Regions from separate parts of the Homo sapiens genome. Here region 1 is linked to region 2. The links are chromatin loops, found by intact Hi-C in ENCODE. Cell type or tissue: CD4-positive, alpha-beta T cell. All regions are shown on one strand. Links, peaks and the distances in the headings refer to the core of each region. The heading gives the core; the rest is flanking DNA.

Region 1 (8,000 bases), core at 1-8,000, 340 kb before region 2:
TTCCAGGAAATCCCACCCTGGGATACTTCAAAGACCTCATATGCTACAAAGATCAAGGCCACCTAATGAGTGCTCTAGAGATCAGCACCAAAGATGCTTGCCAGAGTCTTCTCTATATGTCCTCCCTCCTGTATCAAATAAGTCACCAAGTATAGCTGACTATCTCCATAACATCTCTCCAGTTGTGGCCTTAGTTCCAGCCTTCATCACTCTGCATTCTGAGGAGCTGTTATCTGTCTCCTGCTGCCAGCCCCTCACCCCCAGTCGGTCTCCAACATACTTTTTTTTTTTTTTTTTTTGAGATGGAGTCTTGCTCTGTCACCCAGGCTGGAGTGCAGTGGTGCGATCTCAGCTCACTGCAACCTCTGCCTCCAGGGCTCAATAGATTCTCGTGCCTCAGCCTCTCGAGTAGCTGGGATTACAGGCGTGCACCACCACACCTGGCTAATTTTTGCATTTTTAGTTGAGATGAAGTTTTGCCATGTTGATCAGGCTGGTCTCAAACTCCTGGCCTCAACTGATGCATTTGCCTCGACTTCCAAAAGTGCTGGGATTACAGGCATGGGCCACTGCACCCACCTGCAAATATGCTTTAATTTATAGTAAAATTAAAATCTATTCCTGATTTTTTTTAAAACGAAGCTCTTGGACGGGTGCGGTGGCTCACGCCTATAATCCCAGCACTTTGGGAGGCTGAGGCGGGCGGATCACTTGAGGTCAGGAGTTCGAGACCAGCCTGACCAACATGGAGAAACCCTGTTTCTACTAAAAATTTAAAGTTAGCTGGGTGTGGTGGCGCATGCCTGTAATCCCAGCTACTCAGGAGGCTGAGGCAGGAGAATTGCTTGAACCCGGGAGGCGGAGGTTGCGGTGAGCCGAGATTGTGCCATTGCACTCCAGCCTGGGCAACAAGAATGAAACTCCATCTCAAAAAAAAAAAAAAAAAAAAAAAAAGCTCTTAGCTTAAAATAGGAGAAGATATTAATTTGATAAAGGGTTTCTATTAGGAAAAAAAAGTAAGGAATATTTATATCACACTTTGTAATGGCAAAAACAAAACAGAAAAATTTAAATGTATATCAATAAAGCATTATTCAAGCTTAGTACATCTGTACAGTGGAATACTCTGCAGCCATTAGAAAGAAGGGGGTCAGGCCAGGTGTGGTGGCTCATGCCTGTAACCCCAGCACTTTGGGAGGCTGAGGTGGGCGGATCACAAGGTCAGGAGATCGAGACCATCCTGGCTAACACGGTGAAACCCCGTCTCTACTAAAACTACAAAAAAATTAGCTGGACGTGGTGGCGGGTGCCTGTAGTCCCAGCTACTTGGGAGGCTGAGGCAGGAGAATGGCGTGAACCCGGGAGGTGGAGCTTGCAGTGAGTGGAGATTGCGCCACTGCACTCCAGCCTGGGCGACAGAGCGAGACTCTGTCTCAAAAAAAAAAGAGAAAGAAGGGGGTCTATCTATATGTACTGAGAGGACAAAAATGTAGATCAATATGATGTAATCTCATTTTTTGTAAAAAATAAATATTGTGTTGCTTACAAGTAGAAAATGCATACCAAGCAAGTAAAAGATAGTTATTCTGGGGAATTTTGTGGGAGTAGTGTTGAATTGGCTTTTTTTGTGTGTGATGAAGTCTCACTCTGTCGCCCAGGCTAGAGTGCAGTGGCACCATCTCGGTTCACTGCAACCTCTGCCTCCTGAGTTCAAGCGATTCTCCTGCCTCAGACTCCAGTGTAGCTGGGATTACGGGTGTGCACCACCACGCCCAGCTAATTTTTTGTATTTTTAGTAGATATGAAGTTTCACCATGTTGGCCAGGCTGGTCTTGAACTCCTGACCTCAGGTGATCTGCCCACCTTGGCCTCCCAAAGTGCTGGGATTACAGGCATGAGCCACTGTGCCCAGTCTGAACTGACTTTTTACTTTATGCGTTTCTATGTTATGTGATTTGCTACACTAAGCACAATTTTTATTTTAAAATATTATTAAAAAGTGCTGTAGGCCAGAGGTGGTGGCTCATGCCTGTAATCCCATCATTTTGGAAGGCTAAGGTGGGAGGATCCCTGGAGCCTAGGAGTTTGAGGCCAGCCTGGGCAACACAGTGAGCCCCCACTGCTACAAAAAATTTAAAAATTAGCTGGGGATGGTAGTGTGCACCTGTAGTTCCAGCTACTTAGGAGGCTGAGGCAGGAGGACTGCTTGAGCCCTGGAGGTTGAGTCTGCAGTGAGCCATGTTTGCACCACTGCACTCCAGCCTGGGCAACAGAGTGAGGCCCTATCTCAAAAAAAAAAAAAAAAACAAAACAAAAACTCTTAAAGATAAAAAAATAAAATAAAATAAAATGCAACTCAGACCATGCTATTCCCCTGCTTAAATCCTTCACTGAGAGTTCCAATTCTAGGTAAGTTGGTTATAATAAGCTCAATCTACTGTGTCTTTCCCACTGAATTCAATACAAAACCTGGACATAATACATGTGGCATACAAGGACTCTGGAAAAGTAAAAAGTAGCAGGCAAACTGAAGATGACCAGAATTATCATTATCCCCCCTCTAGCAAGCTCTGGCCTGAATGCAGCGCTGACTAAAACCTAAGAACTAAGGGCTGAGGTGAAGTGTGAGTGCGAGAGTGTGTGAATTCCAGAAGCTCTCTAGTACCAGTTTGAAGAGTGGAAAGGGGAACTCCTAATTCCTGTTCTTCCTTGTCCTGGCTCCCAAGCAAGCCACTGGCAGTGGTGGGAGAGGCTGCAGTGACAGCAGGCAAGAGCTAAGGCTCTCAGAAAGGGGAGCCTTCTTTCCTTTTTTTTTTTTTTTTTTTTTTTGAGACGGAGTCTCGCTCTGTCGCCCAGGCTGGAGTGCATTGGCGTGATCTCGGCTCACTACAAGCTCCACCTCCCGGGTTCACACCATTCTCCTGCCTCAGCCTCCCGAGGAGCTGGGACTATAGGCGCCCGCCACCACGCGTGGCTATTTTTTTTTTTTTTTTTGTATTTTTAGTAGAGATGGGGTTTCACTGTGTTAGCCAGGATGGTCTTGATCTGACCTCATGATCCGCCCACCTCGGCCTCCCAAAGTGCTGGGATTACAGGCGTGAGCCACCGCGCCTGGCCAGAGGAGCCTCCTTTTCTGAGCAGGGGCGCTCTGGTCTCAGGAGGGCGGAGTAGACCCCTGTTGCTTTTGCATTACCCTCCTGTCACCTGGCCCTGGGTGTAGGAATAGTCAGGGTAGTGCAAGACAGAGTGGGGGTAACTAAACCTTCAGCTTTTGGCCAAATAACTGAAAAGAGAAGCCTCAGGGGGAAAAACTAGCTGGGAGAGCCCCAGGAAAGCAACCCAATACATTTTTATGAACTACAGGGCTCACTCCTGGACTACACATGTATGGCCTTGATCCTAAGTAGCACAGATCACTACCAAGGTCACAGATTGACCACTAGGTGGCGTGCACACACAGGACAGATCTGAATACTACCGCAAAGGAAAATGAACTAATGTTAAAACCACAATGCACAGGCAGTGGTTTGGAACTTCAGCTTGAACCTAACCAGGTCAACTGTCTGCTAAAAAATATCAACATCCTTCATAGGATTTAAATAAGATCCACAGTCTCAAATAGTGTATTTTAATAATACACTATTCAAAATGTCCAGATGCAGCCAGTTGTGGCGGCTCATGCCTGTAATCCCAACACTTTGGGAGGCCAAGGTGGGTGGATCACCTGAGGTCAGGAGTTCGAGACCAGCCTGGCCAACATGGCGAAACCCTGTCTCTACTAAAAATACAAAATAATTAGCCAGGTGTGGTGGTGCACACCTGTAATCCCAGCTACTCGGGAGGCTGAGACATGAGAATCTCTTGAACCTGGGAGGCCGAGGTTGCAGTGAGCTGAGATTGCACCACTGCACTCCAGCCTGGGTGACAGAGTGAGACTCCATCTCGAAAAACAAAAACAAGAAAACAAAAAAACCCAAAATGTCCAGATGCAACCCCAGATTACTCAGCATAAGAAAAAGCAGGAAGAGGGGCTGGGCGTGGTGGCTCACGCCTGTAATCTCAGCACTTTGGGAGGCCGAGGTGGGTGGATCACCTGCAGTCAGGCGTTTGAGAGCAGCCTGGCCAACATGGCAAAACCCCATCTCTACTAAAAATACACAAACACACAAAAATAGCTGGGCGTGGTGGCGCCAGTCCCAGCTACTCGGGAGGCTGAGACAGGAGAATTGCTTGAACCCAGGAGGCAGAGGCTGCAGTGAGCCGAGGTCACACCACTGCACTCTAGCATGGGCGATAGAGTGAGACTCCGTCTCAAAAAAAAAAAAAAAAAAAAAAAGAAAAAGCAGGAAGATTTCAACTCACACGAGAAAAGATGAGATGCTAGCTAGCATTAAAATGATGCAAATGTTAAAATCATCTGACAAAGAATTTAAAGCAGCTATAATACAAATGTTCCAATAAGCAATTCTGAATGGTCTTGAGACAAACAGAAAAATGGAAAGTCTCAGCAAAGAAACAGATATGAAGAATAAAATGAAAATTTTAGAACTGAAAAATGCAGTTACGTGCTGTATAACCATGTTTCCATCAACAACGGACTGCATATACAGTGAGGATCCTGTAAGATTATAATAGAGCTGAAAAATTCCTATCACCTAGTGACATCATAGTCATTGTGACATAGCACAATTACTTAATTTTTAAATAAATTTAGTGTAGCCTAAATGTACAGCATTTATAAAGTCTACAGTAATGTAATGTCCTAAGTTTTCACATTTACTTACCACTTAGTGACAACCAGAGCAACTTCTAGTCCTGCAAGCTCCATTAACGTTAAGAGCCCTTTACAAATTGTACCATTTAAAAAAATTTTTTAAATGAAAATCTCCAATTGTTTATTTCCTGAAGCTAAAAAATCTTTATATCATATTTTTTACTGTACCTTTTCTATGTTTAGATATGTCTAGATACACAAATACTTACCATTGTGTTATAATCAACTACAGTACAGTAGCATGCTGTACTGGCTTGTAGCCCAGGATCGGTAGGCTATATATCATGTAGTATAGGTGTGTAGAAGTCTATACCACCTAGGTTTGTATAAGTGTGCTCTAAGATGTTTACACAGTGATGAAATCACCCAACAATGCATTTCTCAGAATGTAACCTCATTGTTAACGCATGGCTGTAACTGAAATTTTAAAATCATAGAAATAAAATTCAGTAACAGAAATTATCCAATCTGAACAACAGAGAGAAAAAAAGTTTAAAAAAAACTGAACTGGCCAGGCACAGAGGCTCACGCCTGTAATCCCAGCACTTTGGGAGGCCGACGCGGGCAGATCACGAGGTCAAGAGATCGAGGCCATCCTGGCCAACATGGTGAAACCTTGTCTGTACTAAAAATACAAAATACAAAATACAAAAATTAGCTGGGTGTGGTGATGCACGCCTGTAGTCCCAGCTACTTGGGAGGCTGAAGCAGGACAATCACTTGAACCTGGGAGGCAGAGGTTGCAGTAAGCCGAGATTGCGCCACTGCACTCCAGCCTGGTGACAAAGCGAGACTCCGTCTCAAAAACAAACAAACAAAAACTGAACAAAACTTCAAGGACTTAAGAGATAATAACAAAAATTATATATTCATGTACTTGAAGTTCCAGAAAGAGAGGAGGTAGGGTATGGTGCTGAGAAAATATTTGACAAAATTATGGCTGATCAGTACCCAAGTGTGGTGAAACACATAAACCTACATATTCAAGAAGCTCAGTAAACCCCAAATAGAATAAAGCCAAAGAAATACATATCCAGTCACAATATAATCAAACTGCTGAAGACCAACAACAGAAAAAAAAACATCGAGAGCAACCAGAGAAATAGGCACTGTTTATATAGATGAACAATGATTCAACTGACTGCAGATTTTTCATCAGACACCATGGAGGCGAAAAGGAAGTGAACAACATTTTCAAGCACTGAAAGAAAATAACTAATTTTCTTATTTATTTTTTGAGACAGGTTCTTACTTTGTTGCCCAGGCTGGAGTGCAGTGGCATGAACATGGCTCACTGCAGCCTTATCCTCCTGGGCTCAAGCGATCCTCGTGCCTTAGCCCCTCAAGTAGCTGGGACTACAGGCATGTGCCAACACACCTGGCTAATTTTTGTATTTTTTGTAGTGACGGGGTTTTGCCATGTTGCCCAGGCTGGTCTTGAACTCCTGAGCTCAACTGATCTGCCTGCCTCAGCCTCCCAAAGTGCTGGAATTACAGGTGTGAGCCACTGCACCTGGCCTGAAAATAACTAATTTTCTATATCCAGCAAAACATCCTTTAGGAATGAAAGTAAAATAGAGACATTCTCAGATGATGAAAAACTGATTATTAAAAAAAAAAAAAAGGCTGGGCGTGGTGGCTCACGCCTGTAATCCCAGCACTTTGGGAGGCCAAGGCGGGTTTATTAAAATATATTTTTTGGCTAAGAGCAAAAACCTCATTGTTTAATGAGGTTTTCAATGTATGCAGAAGTAATAAAAGACAAGTAGGATGTAAAGGGAGAAGAATAAAGTGACCTAAAATGGTGGTAAGATTCCTCCTACATTCCAGCTGAGGTGGTAAAATATTGATTCTAAGTATACTGTGGAAAGTTAAGGATGTACACTGTCATCTCTAAAAAAATAAAATTAAACTATACAAAGATGCAGAGTCAAAATCACAATAAATTAAAATGGAAGACTAAAAAATGTTCAAATAACCCAAAAAGCAGAAGAAAAAGTTTCCCTTGAAAATCACAAAATGCTAAAACTCACCCAAGATAAGAAAGATAACCTGAATAGTCCTGTAATTGTTTAAGAAATTGAATTTGTGGTTTAAAATCTTCCAAAATGGAAATCTCCAGTCTCAGATAGTTTTACTGGTAAATTCTACTAAGCATTTAAGGAAGAAATAACACCAGTTCTACACAATGTTTTCCAGAAAATAAAAGAGGAGGGAGTACTTTCTAACTCATGAAACCAACATTACCTTGATACAAAAACCAAACAGTATAAAAAAAGGCCGGGCACGGTGGCTCAAGCCGGTAATCACAGCACTTTGGGAGACCAAGATGGGCGGATCACTTGAGGTAAGGAGTTCAAGACCAGCCTGGCCAATATAGTGGAACCCCATCTCTACTAAAAATACAAAAAGTAGCCAAGCGTGGTGGTACACGCCTGTAATCCCAGCTATTCGGGAGGCTGAGGCAGGCGAATCACTTGAACCTGAAAGGCAGAGGTTGCAGTGATCTGAGGTTGTGCCACCACACTCTGGCCTGGGCGACAGAGGGAGACTCCATCTCAAAAACAAAAACAGTACAATAAAGAAAATTACAGAATAACATTCCTCATGAACATACATGTAAAAATCTTTAACAAAACAGCAAATTGATTCCAGCAAAAAATCAAAAAGAATAACGCACCAGGCCCAAATTGGATTTATGTAAATGGGGAATTCAAGGCTGGTCCAATATTAAAAAATCAACTAATGTAATCTACTATATTAATAGTCTAACGAAAAAAAAAACCACATGATCAGATTAACAGATACAGCAATAACATGACAAAATTCAAACTGATTTATGATAAAAATTCTCAGCAAACCAGGAACAGAAGGGAACTTTTTCAACATGATAAAGCCTGTCTTCAAAAACCTACAGCTAATACCATACTTAAATGATGAAAGATCAAATAATTTCCCTTTAAGGTCAGTAAAAAGGTACAGATGTCCACTCTCGCCACCCCTATCCAACACAGTACTGAAAGGCCTAGTCAGTGCAATAAAGCAAGAACAAGAAATAAAAGGCATACAGATTGGAAAGGCAGAAATACAACTCTATTTGCAGATGACATGAATGTCTATGTAGAAAATCTTGAGGAATCTACAAGAAATCTCCTAGAATAAGCAAGTTTAACAAAGTCATATAAAGGTAACATAAAAAACAGATTTCTGGCCGGGTGCGGTGGCT
Region 2 (16,756 bases), core at 3,302-11,301:
ATACCATCAAGATCAACAGGATATCCATGCATATTGTTTAATCATTTTTAATAAAAAATAAATTCACAGTTAATAAATTAACTATGAATCCAACCATATAAAATTGACTAGTATCTTTAAAGATATTTTAATCATGGTCATTTACTTTAGGAGCTCCTGAAGCACTATACTCTATGAGTTCATAATCTTTGCCTAATGGCTATGTATCTGTGTAAAATAAGCTAGTGCAGAAAACTATCACTATTAGTGTTTAGTTAATTGCACATATACACTGTGTGAAACCTCTGAAGATGTGTGAGGATAGGAATTTAAAAATTACTACATTAGTAAAAAATATTCCTGTAAGTATAAGAAGGATAGGACATTTATGGCATCAGAAATAAATTATTGTAGCATTTTTGAATAGTTAAGGACTTTAGGATGAAATGGACAGAAACCTAATTTAAACTAACTTAAACAAAAGGGGAGTTTACTGGAAGGACATTGCCGTATCATCCGAGCTGTGAGGAAGGCAGGCATATTGCTGGGACTCAGAGTTAATTAGAACCAGCTATGATCGCTCTCACCAGTCTGAAGTTTTTAGGGTTTTTTTTCGTGTGTGTGTGTGTGTGTTTTGACAGGGTCTTATTTTGTTGCCCATGCTGGAGTGCAGTGGCACTATCACACCTCACTGCAGCCTTGGTCTCAAGTTTTTCTCTATGTATTAGCCTCATTTTCCTTTTTGGAGGCAAGTTGGCTTTCTTTTCATGGTAGAAAATACGGCCAATGACAGCTCCTAAGTTTTACATCTTAGAGTTTTGATCACCTAAATGAGAATGACTTGATTTGCTATGTTCCACATCTAAAAATCCAGAAGAAGATCTGCAATTAGCCCAGTTCAAATCAGGCATTCACTCTCAAAGCAAATGTTGAGCATGGGGAGCAAGCTCATGTTTAAAAAAATGTCTGTTCCTGTGTTATCCAGATAAATTGGGAGGGAGAAGGGAATTCCTAAGAAAGGCACTCCTGGTGGACAATCCCACATGCATCTGTGATAGCCAGCCACCCAGTGGCCCCAACTGATCCCCACCTCCTGATATTCACAGTCCACTACGATTTTGTACTTGGTTTGATCTGTATAACCAATATGACAGAAGTGATGCAATGTCACTTCTGAGAGTCGGATGTAAAAAAGACTATGGCTTTTCTTCTTGGGCATGCTCTTTCTTATTCTTGGATTTTTCACTCTGAGGGAAGCAAACTACCTACCATGCTGTGGATGGTCCTTATGGAGAGGCCCATTTGGTGAAGAGTTGAAGCCTTTGGCCAAAATCCAGCAAAGACCCAACATCTGCCAATAACCACTTGAATGAGGTTTGAAGTGGATTTTCCAGTCCCAGTTGTGCCTTGGAATGACTGCACTCCAGCTGACAACTTGACTGCAACCTTACAAAAGGCTATGAGACAGAAGTACCCAGCTAGGATACTCCTGGATTTCTGACCTTAGAAACTGAAATAATAAATGTTCACTGGGTCAGGTGCAGTGGCTCGTACCTGGAATCCCAGCACCTTGGGAGGCCAAGGCAGGAGGATTGCTTGAGCCCAGGAGTTTGAGCCCAGCTTGGGCAACACAGTGAGACCTCATCTCTATAATAAATAAATAAACAAATGTTCATTGTTTTAAGCTGCTAAGTTTCAGAGCACTTTGATTTACATCAATAACTAGTACAGCATCTATTATAGATTTCCAAACTTTTAATTATCAGAACCTTTTGATTTGAAAATTGTTGCCAGCAAAGTATTTATAATTATTAGTAATTGCTTTCTTACTCTTATTAATCACATATGTAAATGTCAATCAGAACTTCTTATCATGGGTGATAATAAGTGATATTAGTCTGAGGGAATTTAATTCCAGTCATAAGCTGAAAACAAAACAAAAAATCTTTTGATGTTTTAGGGGATATCTGGCAATGTCTAGGAACATTTTTGGTTGTCACAACTGGGGGAGAGATGGGTAATGCTATTGGTATCTAGTGGGCAGAGGCCAGGGTAAATATTCTTTTTTTTTTTTTTTTTGAGATGGAGTCTGGCTCTGTTGCCCAGGCTGGAGTGCAGTGGCGCGATCTCCGCTCACTGCAAGCTCCGCCTTCTGGGTTCACACCATTCTCCTGCCTCAGCCTCCCAAGTAGCTGGGACTACAGGCACCTGCCACCACGCCCGGCTAATTTTTTTTTGTATTTTTAGTAGAGACGGGGTTTCACTGTGTTAGCCAGGATGGTCTCCATCTCCTGACCTCGTGATCTGCCCGCCTCGGCCTCCCAAAGTGCTGGGATTACAGGCGTGAGCCACTGCGCCCGGCCAGGCCAGGGTAAATATTCTATAATGCACAGGACTGACACTCACCTACCCTCGCCCTAACGAAGAATTATCTGGCCTAAAATGCCAGTAGTGCCAAAACTAAGAAACCCTGTTCTAGGCTATTGCCCCAACGTGTACTTTCTATAACTAAAGACCACAATTAATTCTATTTTCAGAAATTTAATAGTCAATGAGTTGAACCTAACCCATCCTGAGGAAGAGATAGTCAAGTTTTAGTCACAAAAATTGATACCACAGCCTAAATTAGAACTCTTAGTCACTAAATGTTTAATTAACACAAGCTGATTTTTTCCAACAAGAAGTTATTCCTTCCTGTGCAAGCAGATGGGCATGATAAAAAAGAGAAGTACTTGTTATTTCACATCAAAATTAAAAACAAATACATTATCTCTAAAAATGAAGATTTCTTCCAAGAAATTGCTATTATTTAATGCAGAAATATGAAAAAGGAAATTTATTCAATTGAGAAAATAAAAAGATTAAAAATTTTTACTTTAGTTCTACCAATAAAATTCACAACAGAGTATTGCCACAGGTTGAAATTATACTTTTAAAATTCTGACTAATTTTTTAAGTTTTTTAAAATTTGTTTTTGTGTTACACTGTTATGTCTTTGTGAAAAATCAGACTGTTTCTTTATCCAGCAATAATACATAAAACAGCACTGTTACATGTCCAAATGTAGGCATATGTCCTTATCTATGGCTGATTTTAATATTTATCATTGCTCTTCTTTTTTTTTTTTTGAGACGAAGTTTCGCTCTGTCGCCCAGGTTGGAGTGCAGTGGCGCGATCTTGGCTCACTGCAACCTCCGCCTCCTGGGGTCACGCCTTCTCCTGCCTCAGCCTCCCGAGTAGCTGGGACTACAGGCGTCCGCAACCACGCCCGGATAATTTTTTGTATTTTTAGTAGAGGCGGGGTTTCACCGTGTTAGCCAGGATAGTCTCGATCTCCTGACCTCGTGATCTGCCCGCCTCGGCCTCCCAAAGTGCTGGGATTACAGGCGTGAGCCACCGCGCCCAGCCGGAATACTTTCATTTATTAACAAATGATATGACTAGGCACCCTGAAGAGCCAAGATGATCGATTAAAATATTCTTAGAATGTTAAGGAATTCCAAATGGGTAGATATAAGACCAATACTCTCAATTCAATAACTCAGAGTGGCTGCTTTCGCTCGCAAAGTGGAGGTATCTTCAAGGAAATCGGAACCCGTGGTGATCCCTGGCAACCCGATCTGTTTTTGGCTGTTTCTAAACATTAAGGAATGGAAACTCCATGGCGGCCCTAAGTAGCCTGGTTTCAGGCTCTCATGGATGCACTGATAGAAGGTGATACCTGTATGCTAAATTATGAGAAAACCACAGCAACTCCAATTTCAACATATTGAGGAGATGCTTCTGTTGCTTCCCAATTTGCCCATATGAAGACATCAAAAAAGGACTTAAGGATTCAGAGAAAGAGAAATCTTATGATAAAGAAAAGAATTAGATTTTTGGAAGAAAAGCTTATAGGAGCTCAATTAGATGAAGAAACAAGTTTTGTGGAATAGCAACAAGTAAATAAGGCCTATTATGCATATTGAAAGATTTGTGGCCCGGCGCGGTGGCTCACACCTGTAATCCCAGCACTTTAGGAGGCTGAGGCGGGCGGATCACAAGATCAGGAGATCGAGACCATCCTGGCTAACACAGTGATACCCCATCTCTACTAAAAACATAAAAAATTAGCCGGCATGGTGGCAGGCGCCTGTAGTCCCAGCTACTCGGGAGGCTGAGGCAGGAGGATGGCGTGAACCCGGAAGGCGGAGCTTGTAGTGAGCCGAGATTGCCCACTGCACTCCAGCCTGGGTGACAGGGTGAGACTCTGTCTCAAAAAAAAAAAAAAAAAAGAAAGAAAGATTTGCATTGATAGACATGATTTAAAGAGCAAATTGGATAAAATGAGTAAACACAACTCTGAATCTTTAAAAGTATTGAATAAACAGATGCAATCTAAAGAAGTAGAACTCTAGCTAAGGACAGAGGTGGAAACTCAGCTGGTGATGAGGAATTTCAATCCACCTTCATCAAACTGGGAGGTGGAAATGTTAAGCTGTAACCTGAAGATCCAAGGTTTGGAACAAGAGCTGATGAGGAAAGAATATAACGATCTCAAAATAGAACTACTCAAAAACCAAACAAACCTATCTGTATGAGGAAGACAATCTTGAAGAGCAGAGATCTCTGAAGAGTAAGAACTTCAAGTGATAATACACAGAATGTATACTGGCAACTGAAGAGATAAATGTCTAATTTATATCTGGTGACTCAAGTGCTAGCTGAACTATTAAGAAAACTGGAAACCCCAACTGCAATCAAGAAAGCCTGCACCTCAGTAAGATGCATTGAAGACCCTTGGAAAGACAGCACAAAACTGCACATGATGAATTTTACTGCAACATACACAAGACATCCCCTTCCCTGACCAAATGGCAAAGTTCTTTTTTATACTACATCTTCCCCTTTACCAGGAGATATAAAGGTTTTATCAGAGAAAGCAGTCCTCCAATCACGGACAGATAATGAGAGAGCCATTCCTAATGAGGGCACACACTCTTATGGCAGAAATTCTCTGGAAGATCATTTTGAGTATTCCCAATCCCTCCTGACTCAAGTGAGACAGCATTTAGGAAAATTAAAAGTAAAATTTTGCCTTTTAACAAATGTGCCACTACTGCATTACTTGGATCAACATAGTCAAAATTTCCTTTATAAGACTTAACTCTGAAGAGATTCATCATTTGATCAAAAGGACACTGTCTCTCAGTGGTTCTCTCAAGAAATTCTTAACAAACTAAACGTAGATTTTGATTAAAATTTTGTAGAGTTCTTTAGTATATGCATTTGAACATACTGTATGATATTATGTAGTTTATTTCCAGTATGAAAGAATACCCTCCAGCTCCATATTCTAAGAAACAGATATATGCTACTAATTTTTTTTTTTTTTGATACATGGCCTCACTCTTTCACCTTGGTTGAAGCACAGTGGAATGACCATAGATAGCTCACTGCAAACCTCAACTCCTGGGCTTAAGCAATCCTCCTGCCCCAGCCTCCCAAGTAGCTAGGACTACAGGAGTACACCATTACATCCAGTTAATTTTTTTTTTAATCTTTTGTATAGACTGGGTCTCTCTATATTGCTCCGACTGGTCTCGAACTCCTGGCCCCAAGCTATCCTCATGCCTCAGCCTTCCAAAGTGCTGGGATGACAGGTGTGAGCCACCATGCCTGGCCTGCTACCATACTAATTAATAAATACCTTGGGCCCAGAAGTTCAAGACCAGCCTCAGCAACATAGTGAGATGCCATCTTGACAAAAAATAATTTAATTAGGCTGGGTGAATTGGGGCACACCTGTAATCCTAGCACTTTGGGAGGCCTAGGAGGGTGGATTGCTTGAGGCCAGGAGTTTGAGACCAGCCTGGCCAACATGGCAAAAACATGTTTCCATTAAAAATACCAAAAAAAGTTGTCCAGGCGTGGTGGTACACACCTGTAGTCCCAGCTACTCAGGAGGCTGAGGCACAAAAATTGTTTGAACCCAGGAGGTAGAAGTTGAGAGGTTACGGTGAGCCAAGATTGTGCCACTGTACTCCAGCCTGGGTGACAGAGCGAGACCCTGTATCAAAAAAAAAATTTTTTTTTTTTTTGTTAATTAGCCAGGCGTGGTGGCCCACATCTGCGGTCCTAGCTACTCAGCAGGCTGAGGTGGGAGGATTGCTTGAGCCCGGGAGTTCCAGGTTGCAGTGAGCATATGATCATGCTACCTCACTGCAGCTTGGGTGACACAGCAAGATCCTGTCTCTCTCTCTCTCTCTCTCTCACACACACACACACACACACACACACACACAAATTAAGTAAATAAATAAATAAACATAAGGTGTTTAAGAAAGAAGAAAAACGCCTCTTTATACCATAATTTCCACATCTGAGAATTTACATGAAGAAAACTATCAAAAAAGTAGAGCAAGATTTACTTTTAAAAAGATGTTCATGGAGGTGTCATAAAAGTAATAAATTCTAGGCCAGGTGTGGTGGCTCATGCCTGTAATCCTAGTGGCATTTTGGGAGGCTGAGGAGGGAGGATCTCTCGCTTCAACCTGGGAGGTTGAGGCTGCAGTGAACTGAAATAACGTCACTGCACCCAGCCCTGGGGGTCAGAGTGAGCTTTTGTCTCAAAAAAAAAAAAAAAAAAGGTTAAACAAACAAAATGAAATGCCATATGCTGCCAGTACACATCATAATATCAAATAAGATTTTTCGGCCAGCCACAGGTGGTTTATGCCTGTAATCCCGCCACTTTGGGAGGCTGAAGCAGGTAGATCACTTGAGGCCAGGAATTTGAGACCAGCCTGGAAAACACGGCCAAACCCCATCTCTACTAAAAATACAAACAATTAGCTGGTGTGGTGGGGTGGCATAGTCCCAGCTGCTCGAGAGGCCGAGGCATGAGAATTGGTTGAACCCGGGAGGCAGAGGTTGCAGTGAGCCGAGATCACGCCACTGCACTCCAGCCTGGGCAACAGACTAAGATTCTGTCTCAATTAAAAACAAAAAACGAAGGTTATCACTGGGAGAGGATTTGGGAGAAATTAGGATTTTATACTAATTCTGTACTGCCTGATTTTTCATACATCAAGTTTGTATGATGTAAAAAAAATCAACGTCCCTAGTACTATGCTAACAAATGCTTCAGCAGGTAAATTGAGGGTATATTTTATCTGTGTTCACACTGCACCCTCTGGTGTTTCCACAGAGAAAAGGCTCTAAGTAGACACCTACCTAGGGTTTATTCATATCCTTTGTCCATTTCTGTTGTTTTTGGATTGGACATATTTTTCCCAGATTTCTAATACCTCTTTGTATATTAAGGAAATTAGCCCTTATGGGAGAAAAACTTGAAAAAATTATATAAATTACATCATTACTTTTTATTTTGAAGAAAGATAACTACTATTTGATCATTTATATTACAGCAGCTAAATACCAGACTGTAGGGTACCCCAGTCCCATCCTCCCCTCCCCTGATTCCACTCCTGGCTTGCTTTCTGTGTCCTGACCAAAAATCACAGAGGGCTTTGACTGCTCTGTGAGACAGCCCAGTGCAGGGTTTTCCCATCAGGCTTGAACTCAAACCAGGACCTTAAACATTTCCAGGCACTGATAAAGGTATCTAGGTTGCTGCTCAAAACACTGAATGAAATTGGCCTCAGCCCTGAGCCAGATTCCTTAAACCCTCATATAAACTCCATACCCAGACCCCCTCACTGTGGATATACCTAGGTAGAACACCCCTTATATCTTGTCCATTGCAAGGATTGGTGTGATACTCTGCAAGTTCCCTCAATAGATGCTTTAGACTGATTACTCTAGCTAGTGGTTCTTTCTTTAGAATCCCAACTGGCCCCAACTTGGGACAGTTTGGGGCACTCCGTGGTGGGGATTCCCCTGCCTCCACTTTTAGGTTGACTCCGGCCACAGGTTTGGAGGGATAAAACAGACTTCTGAAGAACCAATGTTCCCTATGAATATTTGAAAACCAACTGAATTGGAAAATATGGAACTAGGGCTAGATCATGTATAACTAGGACCTGCAATGAAAAGGCCTCTCATAAACTGGTCCTAATATAACGGCAAGGCCATGTTTGTTTGTCTTTTTAAGTTAATTTCTTGTTTTTCTTTGAGACAGAGTATTGTTCTGTCACCCAGGCTAGAGTGCAGTGGCGTGATCACGGCTCACTGCGGTCTCAACCTCCTGGGCTCAAGTGATCCTCCCACCTCAGCCTCCAAATAGCTGGGACTACAGGTATGTGCCACTATGCCCAGCTAGTATTTTAAATTTTTTATAGAGATGGGGTATCCCTATGCTGCCCAGACTGGTCTCAAATTCCTGGGCTCAAGCGGTCATCCAGCTTCAGCCTCCCTAAGTGCTGAGATTACAAGCATGTGCTACAATGCCCAGGCTAAATTTAATTTCTTAAACCAATGTAATATATTACAAGCAATTTGGAAAGAAGAGGGGAAATCACTCATCACTTTTCATCCTAATAAAATTACTGCTAATATGTAGTGTATTTCCTTCCAAGTAAAAAATATATTTTAAGATTATTTTGTAGTTCATAAGCATGATGATTGGGTTTTCACACACAGATACATATAATTTTTAAATAATGTATTAACTGTTATCATAACATACATAAAATCCTTGTCTCCTTTCTGCAGAGACAGTATAGTGTGCTATACTATGAGATAGTATAGTATTCTACATAGTAAATACCTGGTATAGTATTTAATGACTACCATTTAAATAATGGGCTCTGACTCATTGAAATCCTGCTTCTCCCCTACTTAACAAAGTTTATATGACTTTGGGGAAATTGCTTATCTTTCTAATCATAGATCTCTTTTTTTGTATAATGGGAATGACTTATAACGCTATCTATCTCATAGGAAAACTGAAAATTAAATGAGATAAGCACAAAATCAGTGGTCACAGATTTCTACATTGAATTGAATATCAATGAAGTTTATGAATTCAATACCTTTCGGATAATTCTTTTTTGTGCTATGTTGCTAGTTCACTGTTTTCCCTAAGGGTCTTTATTTCATTTGGTGTTACTTCATCATGCTGTGGATAGAAAAATAAATCACATTTAAAAAAATCGTCATACCAGTGATCCAATCAGTAATGTTTTTAAAAAGGAAAAATAAACTGGAAATATATATATCAAAAGCCATAAAAATATTTACACATTTAAGTCCACTCAGTCTAGCTTTGTGGAGAAAATTTACAAAATTTTGTCCACACAAACATGTAATTATACTATATATTTTTGGAGACACATAAAGAAGACCAGAATTTTAAATATACCAGCTGTGGTTATGTCAGATAAGTAAAACTTTGACTGATTTTATTCTCCTTTCAATTATTGAAATTTCCTCTAATGTGGTTATATTACCTTTTAGTCACAAAAATAAGGAAACAAAAAAACTTGCTACTAATTTAAACTTTCTTAAAATCCTTGACTTAAGGATTCCTGCGAGCTACAAATCAAAAATATAAAGTAAGCTGAACAAATTATGTTTCTCCTTCAAAAGGACATTGACGTATTTAGCTGTAAAGATAAAAAATGACTAAATGTATGTTAAGCTTTTTCTAAATATTCTGTGAAAGCAACTTAGATACTGGTACCTATCACATAATCTATTTATTTTATATACCAGTAAGAAGTTTCTTTTTTTAAATTTTTATTTATTTATTTATTTTTTTGAGAGAGAGTCTTGCTCTGTCACCCAGGCTGGAGTACAGTGGCACAATCTCGGCTCACTGCAACCTCCGCCTCCCAAGTTCAAGCAATTCTCCTGCCTCAGCCTCTCGACTAGTTGAGACTACAGGCGCCAGCCACCACATCTGGCTAATTTTTTGTATTTTTAGTAGAGACGGGGTTTTGCCATGTTGCCCAGGCTGGTTTTGAACTCCCAAGCTCAGGCAATCGGCCCACCTCAGCCTCCCAAAGTGCCAGGATTATAGGCGAGAGTCACCGCGCCCAGCCACCATTAAGAAGTTTCTATATTTAAATACAAACTTAAATCCACTCCAAACAATTGTAATGCTCCCCAGATTTACCCTAGTTATTGCCATTCAATGAATACCTTCCACGTATATATTCTATGGTTACATTATTATAATTGGCTAATACTCATATCAACCAATATTTTGAAAGAATTGACAAACTCTTTTATCATGTAATAATATAACTTCTAGAGTCAACGTCCATACAAGCACGTTTTAGTAATTTTTTAGTAGAAAAAACATTGGATTGGGTTAGAGCTGAGAAAATTTGGCTCCACTTTGCCAATGTGTACTAAAATGGGTCATTATATTTTCTTTACCTTAGTTTTCTCATGTATAAAGCTAAATGATGAAATTAATGATCTTTAAACTCTAAAGTTCTGCTAGAGTCAATAATTACCACCAAATAATAACCATTGCATTACTGCTCACGTTCCTGCAAACACTGTGAAAAGTCAAGGATTAGATATTTCAGTCTTTAGTACAACATACTATTACCTCCTAGGCAAAAAGACTGAAAGAACTATTATTTTCAGATGATGATGGCTTGGGAAGAAAAAACAAATTAATGACAGAAATATAAAATATATAAGTTGATAGCCTGATTTTGGACATAATGTAAAGGTTTTCTATATGATATGGCTGTGGGTTTCAAGTTTGAAAAAATAAAAATGAAAGATTTTCTCCCTAACTCTTTATTGTGAAAAATTTCAAACTTACCACAAAGTTAAAGAATAGTACAATAGGCCAGGCACAGTGGCTCACGCCTGTAATCCCAGCACTTTGGGAGGCCAAGGTGGGCAGATCACGAGGTCAGGAGATTGAGACCATCCTGGCCAACATGGTGAAACCCCGTCTCTACTAAAAATACAAAAAGTAGCTGGGTGTGGTGGCGGGTGCCTGTAATCCCAGCTACTTGGGAGGCTGAGGCAGGAGAATCGCTTCAACCCAGGAGGTGGAGGTCGCAGTAAGCTGAGATCCTGCCACTTCACTCCATCCTGGTGACAGAACAAGACTCTGTCTCAAAAAAAAAAAAAAAAAAAAGAATAGTATAATAAATACCATATACCTTTCACCTAGATTCACAAAGTGTTAACATTTCCGACACCTTGAGTGCCTCCTCTCTCTTTTTATTTTTGTGGAACCACTTGAAAACATTTGCAGATATGACATTTCCACTCTCTAATACCTGGCATGTGTTTTCTAAAAATATACATTGTTTTATCTTTACAACACCACTATCACACTTAAGAAAATAAAATGTAATACAGTATCACCCATTATACAGTTCATTGTTAAATTTTCCCAATTGCTCTCCAAATGTCTTTTATACCTCTTTTTTATGTCTCTTAATCTACTATGCTCCTATTGCTTTTTTTGTATTTTATGACATTAACTGATGTTAGAGTCCAAGTCAGTTAATTGTCTTGTGGTATGGTCCATATTCTGGATTTGTCTGAATGTTAACTCATAATTAAATTCGGGTTAAATGTTTTGAACAAGAATACTACACAGATAATATTGTGTATTTATTATATCATATCTGACTGAACATAATGAAAGGTTGCTCCAATATTGATGATGCTGTTTGCTAAGTTAGTTAAATGGTGCCTGCCAGATCGCTCCATTGTAAAGATATGCTGTTTAACTTTGTAACTAATAATCAATCTGTGGGTGATAATTTGAGATCATAGGTTTAGAATCCATTAATGACCTTATCTAAATCAATTATTATATTGAGGGTTTTTAAAATGGTGATTTTTCTATTTTATCTTTCTTTCTATATTTACTAGCTGCTATTTTTGTAAAGGAAAATTTCCCTTCTCCCACCCTTATCTTCCTTATTTTCTTCCTTCTTTCCTTTCTTCCTTCTGTCCTTCCTTTTTTCTTTATGTCTGCTTTTGGAGTATCATATACACGTATGGAATGCTTCACGAATTTGCTTGTCGTCTTTGCACAGGGGCCATGCTAATCTCTGTATTGTTCCAATTTTAGTATGTGTGCTGCCGAAGCAAGCACATGGATTCTTTTTACCTAACATATTATAATCCATTATTGTCATTATTAGTTTCAATGCTCAATTGTTCCCAAATTTGGCTATTACTTAAAGATTCTGAAGTAAGTTAAAAGCATAAGTAAATCTGAGGCAGGATGGCAAAAGCTACAAAACAGCTATTTTTCCAGTATTGTACACTATTTTTTTCTTTTTTTTCGTTAATCAGGCAGCCCCTGAACCAGAATAGGTTCAGACAGACTCTTGTACACATTTATTGAGGGGTGTTATTCAAAACATTGAACAAACAGCATGTCACAGAAATTAACCAATCAGAATCTACACTGGCAGTAAAGAACTGGTAAATACTATGCACCTGTTATTCTCTTCCTATTACTAACAGAAGCAAATTTTCAAGTTTCTTATAGGAATAATTTTATTTATACAAAATAACCTCAATTTTACTAATGTACTACTATAAAACAAAGTCAAACAAAATAATATTCAATAACAGCATGCCCTTTAAATTTCTTAATCTGTGCCGGGCACAGTGGCTCACGCCTGTAATCCCAGCACTTTGGGATTACAGCACTTTGGTCAAGGTGGGGGGATCACTTAAGGCCCGGAGTTCGAGACCAGCCTGGCCAACATGGTGAAACCCCATCTCTACTAAAAATAAAAAAATTAGCCGGGTGTGGTGGCACATGCCCATAATCCCAGCTACTTGGGAGGCTGAGGCAGGAGAATCGCTTGAACCCAGAAGGCAAAGTTTGCAGTGAGCCGAGATCGCGTTGCTACACTCCAGCCCAGGAGACAGAGTGAGACTCCGTCTCAAAATAAATAAATCAATCTCTTAAACTGACTCATTGGTGCTAACATGTCACAAGTAAACATTTTAAAGATAACTTTGCTTTCAGAAAATGTTGAAACTGTAGATTCTAATCAAGTACCTTAATTTACTCTTACCTTTTCTATCAGAAAATGTTGGTCTTGTTCTCAAATAAAACTACCAATTTTTCTTCTTATTTCTGTGGTGAGAAAAACAAATCCAATATTTTTTTTTTGGAATCTTCTGAATTTTGCTTAAAGTCTGAAATTTCTAGGCCAGTGTTATTCTATTTGCAACAAAATCACATAACACACTTGTTAAAATGCAGATTCCTATTGAATCAGATCATTGAGGAGGAGCTCTGGAATTTGCATTTCTAACAAACTCTCCAGATGATTCTAATACACTTTGCTAATCATTGTTGTAGACGTTTCCTGCTAGAATATATCTATATCTATATCTGTATCTCTATATACATTAGATGTATATATATAATTGAGATATGTTCATCCACTCTTATATCTATATTTGTATCTACATATACATTAGATATACATCAATATCTATATCTGTATCATTAGATATACATTAGATGTATATGTATACACATGTAGATATACATCTACATATATATATCTCTATATATAATAATGCATATGTATCTATATAATGCATTAGATATATATTAGATGTATATCTAATGTCTATATAGCTACAGATATTGATACAGATACAGATATATAGATATAGATATAAAAAAGGGGTGGATGAACAATATGTCTAGTAAACATGGTAGTACAGGAATTCTACAATGGTCAGTATGTCAAACAACAATGTCGTCATCCAAACTCAATGATCTCAAAAGTTTTCACAGTAGCCAAAAGGACAAAAAAGGTAATATTACCCTAGACTTTTGCTGTCCAGTATGGCAGCCACTAGCTACATGTAGGTACTGAGCACTGGAAATGTGTGGTTAATCCAAATTGAGAGGTGCTGTAAGTATAAAATAAATACAGGATTTTGAAGACTTAGTATCAAAAAAATGTAGGGTATCTCAGTTTTTATAGATTATATATTGACATGATAATATTTTAGATATATTAGGTTAAATAAAATATATTCCTAAAATTAATTCTACTCACTTAATTATTCAATTAATTTTTTTAGAGAAGGGGGTCTCAGCTTGTTGCCCAGGCTGGAATGCAGTGGCTATTCACAGGCGAGATCATGGTACACTGCAGCCTCAAATTCCTGGGCTCAAGGAATTTTAAAATTCGCATTTTAAAAATGCGAATCAATGGATTTATTATCATAACCAATCTTTAAATATCAGAAGAAAAAATTAGAAAAATAATGAAGGGATTCAAAACTAGCAAAGAATACATTTATTAAACGCTTACCACATCAGATACCTTAATACATTATCTTATTTTAAAAAACAATTTGAAATTATTAAAATAAATAGAGACAGGGTCTCACCATGTTACCCTGTTGCCCAGGCTAGTCTTGAATTCCTGGGCTCAAGAGATCCGCTCCCCTCAGTTTCCCAAAGTGCTGGGATTACAGGCACGCCCTACCGCGCCCGGCCTATTATCTCATTTTATCCTCAAAACAACTTCAGAGAAGTAACTTGCTACAAGATCACAAAAGTAGTAAGCATCAGATCATAGCCTGTGAAGTTAAGATCTGCGTCTGTCTTATTCTCCACTGAATCCCCAGCACCTACCCAGGTTGAAACCTGGCACACAGGAAGAGCTCAATGAATGTATGAATAAACAATACATAAACAAAGTCAGGATATACACCCAAGGCAATCTGATCCAAAGTCCATGCTTTTTCCACTTATGTTAAATAGATACAAAATTCAAAAATATGTGACTGAGAGTAAAATAAGTACAGTTGAATTTGGCTGTTTAACAGAGATTAGCTGGATTTGGCTGTCTGACAGGGATTGGCTGAATGATCTTTGCTAACCTTTTTGCAGGCACGCAGGAGGAAGAATGAAACGACCCAAAGCCACCGAGTTTTTTATTTCGGCATTAGCTACTGCAGGGAGATAGTAGGCATGAAAACCTGTGGCATTATCCTCTATGTAATCAAGACTCTGATATATTCTAGGAGAAAGAAAGGAAATATTTTAGGTTATGAAAGAAACAAGAATGTATTCAAACTTTCAAAAGAATAAATAAATAACTGGAAGTAGGGAGACAATTACATTGAAGCATACATGTATGCTGTCCTTTTCTGGCAAGGAAGGAAAAACATATGGCATAAGATACTACTTTCTGGGGGCCTATATCTGGCACATCTCAGCTTTACAGGGTTGGTTAATGACCATATGAATTAGGAAACTTGATATAAAACGGTCGTGTTCACTGGGCATCAACAGTGGATAGAGCTAGCAGCCTATGGGGCTTATCCATGGTCATTGCTATAAAGAGGGATCAATTAATCCTGAGGTGAAGAGTGCGCATGCAATCAGAGAAACCTTCACATATAGAAAGCAACATATTTTCTATAGATGGAGATAAGAAAAGCATTACAAGAAAAAGGCACGCATGAAGGCACAATAATGGCATTTCGGGTTGACTGGGCTACCGAAGGCATGAGAAAAACTGGGAAATAAACAAGGCAGGCACAGCCACGATCTAAATCTGTAGGAAATCGCGGGGGCAGGAGGAAGTGGGGAAAGGAGGGTGGTAGGGCCCTGATCTGATGTCTGGTTTGTAAACGAAATCTGACAGCCATGCGAAGGGGGATCTCAGGGAACAGATTCAAGGCACAGTAACGGCTTAGGAAGTTACTTTGATAGCCCCGGCCAAAAGGGAATTAATGTGCTACTAAGTTAGTGGCAGTGAGGATGAAGAACAATTACAGGGATCTAATTCATGGTATTCGGCCTCTGACTGATTCATGGCGTAGGGTTGTTATTCAAAGTTTTGGAGAACACAGACCCTAGCGCAGGTATGGCAGGGACTACAGGAACCCGCCACCACGCCCAGCTAATTTTTTGTATTTTTAGTAGAGACGGGGTTTCACCGTGTTTGCCAGGATGGTCTTGATCTCCTGACTTCGTGATCCGCCCGCCTCGGCCTCCCAAAGTGCTGGGGTTACAGGCGTGAGCCACGGCGCCCAGCCTGCAGCAATATTTTTTAAAGGTAATCGTAGTGACCAGGGTATCTGCTAATATTAGAACATTGATTGAGAAGAAATTGAACCCTGAAGATTGAAATGGGGAAACACAGGCAAGCCCCCAGTGAAAGAGTGGACCTCAAACTAAATTTACCGAGTTCTCTCCTCTCCACCCCCTGGTCAAAGCAGCCCTTCAGCACCCAGCTGAGGAGGGTACCTCCCTTTGCCTGAAGAACATGCAATGCCCCCCTGTGAGGTAGTTAACTTGAAAGACACTGCTGAGTCTCACCAGAACCTATTTTAATAACATTATCCCGGCCAGGCGCGGTGGCTCACGCCTGTAATCCCAGCACTTTGGGAGGCCGAGGCGGGTGGATCACGAGGTCAGGAGATCGAGACCATCCTGGCTAACATGGTGAAACCCCCGTCTCTACTAAAAAATACAAAAAATTAGCCGAGCGTGGTGGCGGGCACCTGTAGTTCCAGCTACTTGGGAGGCTGAGGCAGGAGAGTGGCATGAACCTGCGAGTCAGAGCTTGCAGTGAGCCGAGATCGCGCCACTGCACTCCAGCCTGGGCGACAAAGCGAGACTCCATCTCAAAAAGAACACAAAAAAAAAAAAACAACAAAAAACACCCATTATCCCAATTTATGTAGACATTAAGTGGGATCAAGGCAGAAGCAATATAAAGTTGGATTAGGCTAAATGTATTGACATGGGTCAACTAAGCAGAGATCCTGGATGCAGCATTCCTAGCTCCAGGAGTTAGGAAGGGCTTTGTTTGGTTGGTTGGCTAAAATGTGAGCCCAAAGGTAG

Evidence for each region. Hi-C counts contacts between places; a loop is a spot of excess contacts. Peaks named below come from ENCODE experiments on the same cell type or tissue, not always from the same donor. Only the 100,000 strongest peaks of a DNase experiment are listed, where the experiment ranks them.
Region 1: a loop joins it to region 2, with 11 times the contacts of the local background. A loop is called at or near these places in 10 of 110 quality-filtered maps.

The regions. Positions count from the first base shown.
Region 1 is chr15:44,575,214-44,583,213 of GRCh38, forward strand. The region is part of intron 30 of SPG11 (SPG11 vesicle trafficking associated, spatacsin); the gene reads right to left. Among named protein-coding and RNA genes, the nearest start is that of EIF3J, 42 kb to the left of the region's middle. RefSeq lists a silencer at 7,193-7,364. In CD4-positive, alpha-beta T cell, for the core only: CTCF peaks have their summits at 3,448 (motif pointing right) and 3,652; a DNase peak (open chromatin) is centred at 3,468.
Region 2 is chr15:44,915,700-44,932,455 of GRCh38, forward strand. It overlaps the pseudogene LOC100420928, the pseudogene LOC100129830 and the pseudogene RNU6-1108P. Among named protein-coding and RNA genes, the nearest start is that of TERB2, 33 kb to the right of the region's middle. In CD4-positive, alpha-beta T cell, for the core only: no CTCF peak of the experiment used is centred there; no DNase peak of the experiment used is centred there.